Regions from separate parts of the Homo sapiens genome. Here regions 1 and 2 are each linked to region 3. Evidence: chromatin loops called from intact Hi-C (ENCODE). Cell type or tissue: OCI-LY7. All regions are shown on one strand.

Evidence for each region. Hi-C counts contacts between places; a loop is a spot of excess contacts. Peaks named below come from ENCODE experiments on the same cell type or tissue, not always from the same donor. Only the 100,000 strongest peaks of a DNase experiment are listed, where the experiment ranks them.
Region 1: it touches region 3 in a loop (4-fold over the local background); 3 of 110 quality-filtered maps call a loop at or near these places.
Region 2: it touches region 3 in a loop (2.5-fold over the local background); 2 of 110 quality-filtered maps call a loop at or near these places.

The regions. Positions count from the first base shown.
Region 1 is chr7:64,950,046-64,952,545 of GRCh38, reverse strand. No RefSeq gene overlaps it. Among named protein-coding and RNA genes, the nearest start is that of ZNF117, 40 kb to the left of the region's middle. In OCI-LY7, CTCF peaks have their summits at 889 and 1,088 (motif pointing left); a DNase peak (open chromatin) is centred at 1,105.
Region 2 is chr7:64,711,320-64,713,819 of GRCh38, reverse strand. ZNF107 (zinc finger protein 107) reads right to left here. Exons shown (of 4, transcript NM_001282359.2): 4 at 2,243-2,500. Among named protein-coding and RNA genes, the nearest start is that of MIR6839, 34 kb to the right of the region's middle. In OCI-LY7, no CTCF peak of the experiment used is centred here; no DNase peak of the experiment used is centred here.
Region 3 is chr7:64,635,093-64,637,592 of GRCh38, reverse strand. The region is part of intron 3 of LOC124901656 (a long non-coding RNA gene); the gene reads right to left. It overlaps LOC105375326 (a long non-coding RNA gene), which reads left to right and starts at 1,515. Exons shown (of 3, transcript XR_927602.2): 1 at 1,515-1,662. In OCI-LY7, a CTCF peak has its summit at 962 (motif pointing left); a DNase peak (open chromatin) is centred at 972.

The DNA.
Region 1 (2,500 bases), 310 kb before region 3:
AGTGAAAACTCTCTCCTTTCCTAAACTCAAACTGGGAAGAGCCCTACACTGATTTTCTTTCAAGCCCCTTGGCAGTAAAAGTTACAGGTATCAAATTCTGAATGCATCACACTCAAGTCAAAGCCTGAAGAGCTGAGGGAGCAACCTCTGACAGCCCAGAGGAATGTCCTGAATATCAGTGTGGAGAAATAGAAGATCTTAACCTGAAAATCGTAAAAGATAAGTAACTGAGTGAGAGCTACTCATCTTACTCAATCCCATCTACCTCACCAGATACTTTAAAAAAATTCTACATTTCCTCTCAAAATTCACCGCCAAATATTAGACCTTCTTTTTAATGCATATTTGCCAGAAATTTCAATTATACATAGAATTGCATTTGTAACTTCATAAATTCCCAAAGGAGAATGTTATAGCTTGGCAAGTAAAGTTTTAAACAGAAACTATTTACTACACCACTTTTGCAGGAATTGTTATATTCACGCTATTATTTGCAATAGAACTGTACACTGTGGCACCCACAATGTGGAATTCTGGTTGTAAAATTCTAATTGCTGAAACAATTTGCCTAATTATTATCTTTGTAAAAGGATTAGCAGTTGCAGAAAAGATTTAGTCAAGTTTGTTTTGCTTATAGCAGGAGTAAGAGTTATGGATAGGAAGTAAGCATGGAAGTTTTACTATCGTTAAGTTTGATAGGACTTTGTATTAAAGATTAGTACTATGGTGCACTCTAAGCTATGGAAAGAAGGTTATAAAAAGATTTTATATAAGAAAATATCTTGTATGGTAAATTCTTGTCCTGAAAGGAAATGACTGGCTGTTTAAAGGAAGGATGTTTAGGACAAGTCAGAAATTTTAAGAATCTTGTAAGAGGGCCTGTCATGAAAGAATTTAATAATTAAAGGAAAGAAATTGCTAAGATCAACACTAAAGTTATTTTAGCCACCCAATAACGTATTCTCCCAATGATATTGTAAGTTATAAAAGATGGCCTAAACCTAATAGTATTCCCTAATGGCAAGTCATGGGGGAAATGTATGTTTTCTCAAAACAAATGTTACTTTCATATTAACATTTCTGGCAATGTACAGCAACATCTAGTGGAGGCAAACTGGTATTACAATCCATTGGTGTAGCTAACAGCTAACAAACTCTGCTGTCACAGTTATGGTCTATAGGATCTCTACTAACAATGGTAAGCTAAATACTCATATTCTAACCCTATATTTCAAGCCTTCTTGAAAAATTTCTCTCTTTTCACCTAGAAACAATTAAACCTTAAATGGTGCTATGAACAGAGCCACACATGGACACACCATTCTTTTGAGAACCCTTAGATCAACCTCAGAAGGAGCCCCAACTGCTGTCCCCCTGCCACAGCACTCCTTTTCTTTCTTTTCATTTTTTCTCTCTTTTTTTGTTTTTTGAGATGGAGTCTTGCTCTGTCACACAGGCTGGAGTGCAATGGCATGATCTCAGCTCACTGCAACTTCTGCCTCCCAGGTTCAAGCAATTCTTCTGCCTGAGCTTCCTGCGTAGCTGGGAATACAGGCAGATGCCATCACGCCTAGCTAATTTTTGTATTTTTAGTAGAGATTGGGTTTCACCATGTTGGCTGGTCTTGAACTCCTGACCTCATTATCCACCCACCTTGGCCTCCTAAAGTGCTGAAATTACAGTCGTGAGCCACCGCGCCCGGCCCACAGCACTCCTTTCCAACAGGAAGTACCCAGAAAGAGTTACGTTTGCCAAGCCCAGCTCGGTCGTGGAGACCCTAACCCAGCAGCACTAGAGGAATTAAAGACACACACACAGAAATATAGCATGTGGAGTGGGAAATCAGGGGACTCACAGCCTTCAGAGCTGAGAGCCATGAGCAGAGATTTACCCACATATTTATTGACAGCAAGCCAGTGATAAGTATTGTTTCTATAGATTATAGATTAACTAAAAGCACTCCTTACAGGAAACAAAAGGATGGGCCGAAACAAAGGGATGGGCTCTGGCTAGTTATCTGCAGCAGGAACATGTCCTTAAGGCATAGGTTGTTTGTGGTTTAGGAATACCTATAAGTGGTTTTCCGCCCTGGATAGGCCAGGTGTTCCTCGCTCTCATTCCGGTAAACCACAGCCTTCCAGCATGGGCGTTATGGCCACCATGAACATGTCACAGCGCTGCAGAGATTTTGTTTATGGCCAGTTTTGGGGCCAGTTTATGTCCAGATTTGGGGGCCTATTCCCCAGCATATCCCCCTTCTTGTTTTTGCAGGGCAATAAAAGCAAAGGCAGCTTTATCACGGTGAGCTACTTCTCGCAGGAGTCAGGATCTGCATCTGCAGACTACACAAAGACAAACAACACAGATTAATAACACAATCATCATTGAAATCACAGAGCTTCCAAGTGTTTTCATCCATTTTAATGGGTTACTGGCTGCTAATCCGTCTGCAGCTCCTTCAAGCACTCCAGTTCCTGGTATTAAGGTCAGATGTGCCTGG
Region 2 (2,500 bases), 76 kb before region 3:
TATAGTTGGATAGAAAGAAGTTCAGGAGGTTTTTTTTTTTAAAGCATGGTGACTATAGATTATAATAATATATTAGTATTTTTGGAAAATGCTGACAATGTCATCTGCTCTCACCACAAAAATGTTAACTCTGTGAGGTAAAACTTTAATGACCTAAAATTAAGCATTTGACAATGTATATATACTTCCAAACATAATGTTTTACAGAGCAAATACACATTTATTTATTGCAGACAGTAATGGAATGAAAGACACTGAAAAAGAGGTGTTTCTTATGGTCTCATGACTAACTACTCTGTTAACACAGTAAATAAGTTTGCATGCAAAATAACAGAAAACGTTTTAATCCAAAAGCTGCCATTATCTCCAAAAGTTTTCCATAGAAAATAAGAAGTTGGCTAGTTAGGTGACTAAGAATAAAAACTGTAGACTAAACCAGTTATTAAAATAATTATATAAAGAGTGAGAAATTTTTCTGAATTGTACCTATCAATATAGAAAAGACATAGTATTCCAAATATTGAATCAACAGAGGTCATATTACTTTGCAACCTTGAATATTCACCCTTTAAAATAGAAGATTCTGCAAAAAAAAAGTATGCTGTGCTATATCATGGAAAATTAAATTTAAAATTCTTCACTTACCATTAGCTCTCTTAAAAATTTAATTTCTAAGATCTATTTTCTAGTAAATTTAATATTTGCCACACTTTATGTAAGAATTTAATAAGATGCTCCTTTTAAAAACAGGGGAAAACAATGCTGATTTAATCCTCTCACCTGTGGACATTAAATGCCTTTTTTCTTAACTAATCTGAAAGTTATATTGATAAGCAAACTCTCTAGTTATAACCAATTTTTCAGTGCATTAAAAAATACCAACTTTCTCATCAAAGCCTACAAAGTACCATGTGAATTGACATGGCATGAAGACAACAGTGAGAAAACTGTGGCAATAACACAGAAAAAGAAGGACTGTGTTGAATACACTGAAGACACATAAGATAAACAAAACTGAAGATAATTAGGAAATTAAAAAAAAAACAGCAAGATTCAGCTTTGCAGCCTGAAAAAAAATGTTCTCTCCACATAAAAAATCAATGTTAGTTCTTCACTATTAATATTTTCCATCTCTGACTTGAAGTTAGTTACAAACTAACACCAGCAGAAATACATATGGCTCATTATGGAGCATCTGTTACACCATAAGCAATGTCATGTTTGTTTGCTACATCTATATATAAAAACATTTTCATGACTTATGAAGTCTTTCTAGTTCTTACCTGAACTAGCTCAATAAATAAATTTACTTATGTCACCTATAACAAGACAAAAGAATACTAACTAAAGAAAAGTAGGCTTATATAGGATTCTACAATGGAAAGAAGAAATAGAATGTTCTAAATAAAATATAATACACAAATTTTGGAAACACATCTAGAAGTTATTTTGTGTGTACTCCTAAACTTTATAAAAATCATTCTTATAATCCATGACCAGCTCACATGATGAATACCTGATAAATTATAAAAGAAAAACGCATAAGTAACAAGAAAATTAAAGGTGTAGCATGAGTATCACGCAAGTATAAACAAAAACTTTGCATGGGGAGATTCTAAATCGTAAGCCAGATTTTACAGAAATGAATTCAATGCAAAGCAGAGGGTATAGATTTGCTTTCAGCATTTTTGAGGTTTTCAGTTGTCTAGTAAATTAGTCACCTTTTAAAAATTATTAGTTTTGGCCGGGCGCGGTGGCTCACGCCTGTAATCCCAGCACTTTGGGTGGCCGAGGCGGGCGGATCACGAGGTCAGGAGATTAAGACCATCCTGGCTAATGCGGTGAAACCCTGTCTCTACTAAAAATACAAAAAAATTAGCCGGGCGTGGTGCTGGGCGCCTGTAGTCCCAGCAACTCGGGAGGCTGAGGCAGGAGAATGGCGTGAACCCGGGAAGCGGAGCTTGCAGTGAGCCGAGATCGCACCACTGCACTCCAAGCCTGGGCGACAGAGCAAGACTCCGTCTCGAAAAAAAAAAAGATTAGTTTTGTTCCAATATTGCTCGTCTTCTGAAAATAGGTACAAGCTAATACACAAACACACTTACTTGCTCCATAATTTTCTCATACCTAAGGTTCATTTTTAGAGTAATATATGTGTATAGTTAAGTGTATGTAAATCAAAACTAAAATGCTGTATGTTTGCAGGCAGAGAGGTCACATGTTCAAAGAAAAATATATAACATTTTTTAAATGTTTATTCAGAACTCAGAATTTTCTCATGGTTTATTTATACTTGTATATAATTTTTATTATAACCATAAAATGACCCTGTAGTAACGACTGTACATTCTAAAGTATCTAAAAGTGCAGAATTGGTTTGTAATACAAAGGAGAAATGCTGGAGTTGATGGATACATCTTTTGCCCTGATGTGATTAATACATAAAATTATATGCCTGTATCAAAATATGCCATACATGGCATAAAGATATACACATACT
Region 3 (2,500 bases):
CCACCCAGGGCATTTTGACATATCTCTAGGCCCCTCAACTATTGGATATGATGCTCTTTTCACATCTGAGCTTTGCCAAAAAGTGAGATTCTGATATATACCTGTGGGCTCAGCACCTAAATAATATGACTCCTCCTTTGCCTGGGTCCTGTATTCATTGTGTGTTATGACATATGGCTGAGTCCAATACCTACATGATGTGACTCTCCTGCCTGGGTTTTGCCCACAGGGTACTTTAAAATATCTTTTTCTTTATTACCTATGTGATGTGACTCTCTTATTCCACCAGAGCCCTGCCAAATAGAAGGATTGTGACATATCACTGAACACAGCACCTAGGTGATGTGACTCTCTCCTTTTGCCTGGGCCTCACATATTTTGGGTATCGTAACAAATTGCTGGGCCCCACCACTGGGAGATGGGAGGCTTGTGCATGGATCCTGCCTATGTGGGGACCTTTTGATACTTATCTGCATCTATCACTTAGAAGATATGACTTTCCTACCTGCACCCTGCCCACAAGGAAGATTGGGAACTATCACTAGGCCATGCGTCCAGGTTATGTAACTCGGCTGCCCGTGTTCTGCTTTCAGGAGGGAATTGTCACAATCTCTTCTACAGGCAATGCCCAGGTAAGAGTAGAGAGTTACATCAAGTAGTTGACAGGCCCAGAGATATGTCACAATGTCCCCTGTGGACAGAGTTCAGGAAAGAGACTCACATCACGTTGGTGCTGGGTCCAGCAATATGTCACAATGCCTTCTGAGGGCAAGGCCAAGCCAAAGAGAAAAGAGCAATGTCACTTTGGTGCTTGGCCCAGTGGTATTTTACAATCCCCCACATGAGCAGTGATCAGGCAAAACGAGAGTGTCATATCACCTGCGAGATGTGCATAGAGATATGTCACAGTGCCCCCTGTAGTCAGGGTCTAAGCAGGAGAGTTACATTACCTGGGTTTTGGACTAAATAACATGTTATAATGCCTTATGTGGGCAGGGAACAGGCAGAAGAATCACATACCTTGGGTGTGGAGCCCAGTGATATGTCACAGTGCCCCCTATGGGCAGTGCCTAGGTAGGAGAGGAAATTCACATCACCTGGTTACTGGCCTAAAAAATCTGTCACGATTTTTTTTTCGTGGCCAGGGTTCAGGCAGAATGAAGAGTTACATCTCCTAGGTGATAAATGCAGAAATATGTCAAAAGGCCCCCTGTGGACAGGGCCCAAGCAGAAGCCTCCCAGCCCCTGGGTGTTGGGCTAAGAGATATATCACAGTACCCAAAATATGCTCAGGCCAGTAAAACAAGAACAGTCATATTACCGAGGTGCTGGGTCCAGTTATATGTCACAATCCCCACTTCTGGCAAAGCTCTGGCAGAAAAGGAGAGTCACATAACTTAGGCAATGAATAAAAAGATACCCCTAAGGGCAGAGCCCATCAAGGAGAGTTGCATAACCTAGGTGTTGGACCTGACCCTATGTCTCAATACACAATGTATGAAGAACTCAGGTGGGAGGGGAGGGTCACACTGCCTAGGTGTTAAGCCCAGCAATACAACTAAATCCTTTTTTTAGGCAGATCCCTAGCAACAGAAAAGAGTCAGATCACCTAGATGCTAGGTCCAGCAATATGTCACGATATTCCTTGAGGAAAGAGCCGAGGTAAGACAGTAACATCATCTAGGTGAAAGGCCTAGCAATATTTCACAATCTTCTCTGGAGACAGAACCCAGAAATAAAAGGAGTCACATCAGCTAGGTGCTCGGCACAGTGAAATGTCATGTTGGGTATAACTACATGAGTCACAGTCTCAATGGTGGACTGGACCAAAGAATGAGAGCCTCAATCCATCCTGTGGACTGTGTCTTCTTAGTAGAGTGATGGCCTCACAGGTTTGCTAAATGTTGATTTAAGAGTCACAAACGCAAATGTGAACCAAATCTACATATGAGAGTCGATTTCCCCACTTCCCTGCCTTTGGGTGTGAGATTCAGAACCTCAACAGTGGGCTGTTTACGTGGAAGGAAAGAAGTTTATACTGTTGGCTGGGCATGCATATGAAGGTCACAATCTCAGCTGTGTGCAGTGCCCAGGCATAAAAGAAGAGTCCAATCGCCTAGGTGTAGAATTAAGAGATTTTAATCTCTTTTTTTTTTTTTTTTCAGACAGAGTCTCGCTCTGTCACCCAGGCTGGAGTGCAGTGGCTTGATCTCAGCTCACTGCAAGCTCCGCCTCCCAGGTTCATACCATTCTCCTGCCTCAGCCTCCCGAGTAGCTGGGACTACAGGCGCCAGCCACCACACCCGGCTAATTTTTTGTATTTTTTAGTAGAGACAGAGTTTCACCGTGTTAGCCAGGATGGTCTCGATCTCCTGACCTCATGATCCGCCTGCCTCGGCCTCCCAAAGTTCTGGGATTACAGGCATGAGCCACCATGCCCGGCCTTAATCTCTTTTTTAATCTCTTCTGATACTTCTGTGGGCAAAGTCCATTGAGGAGA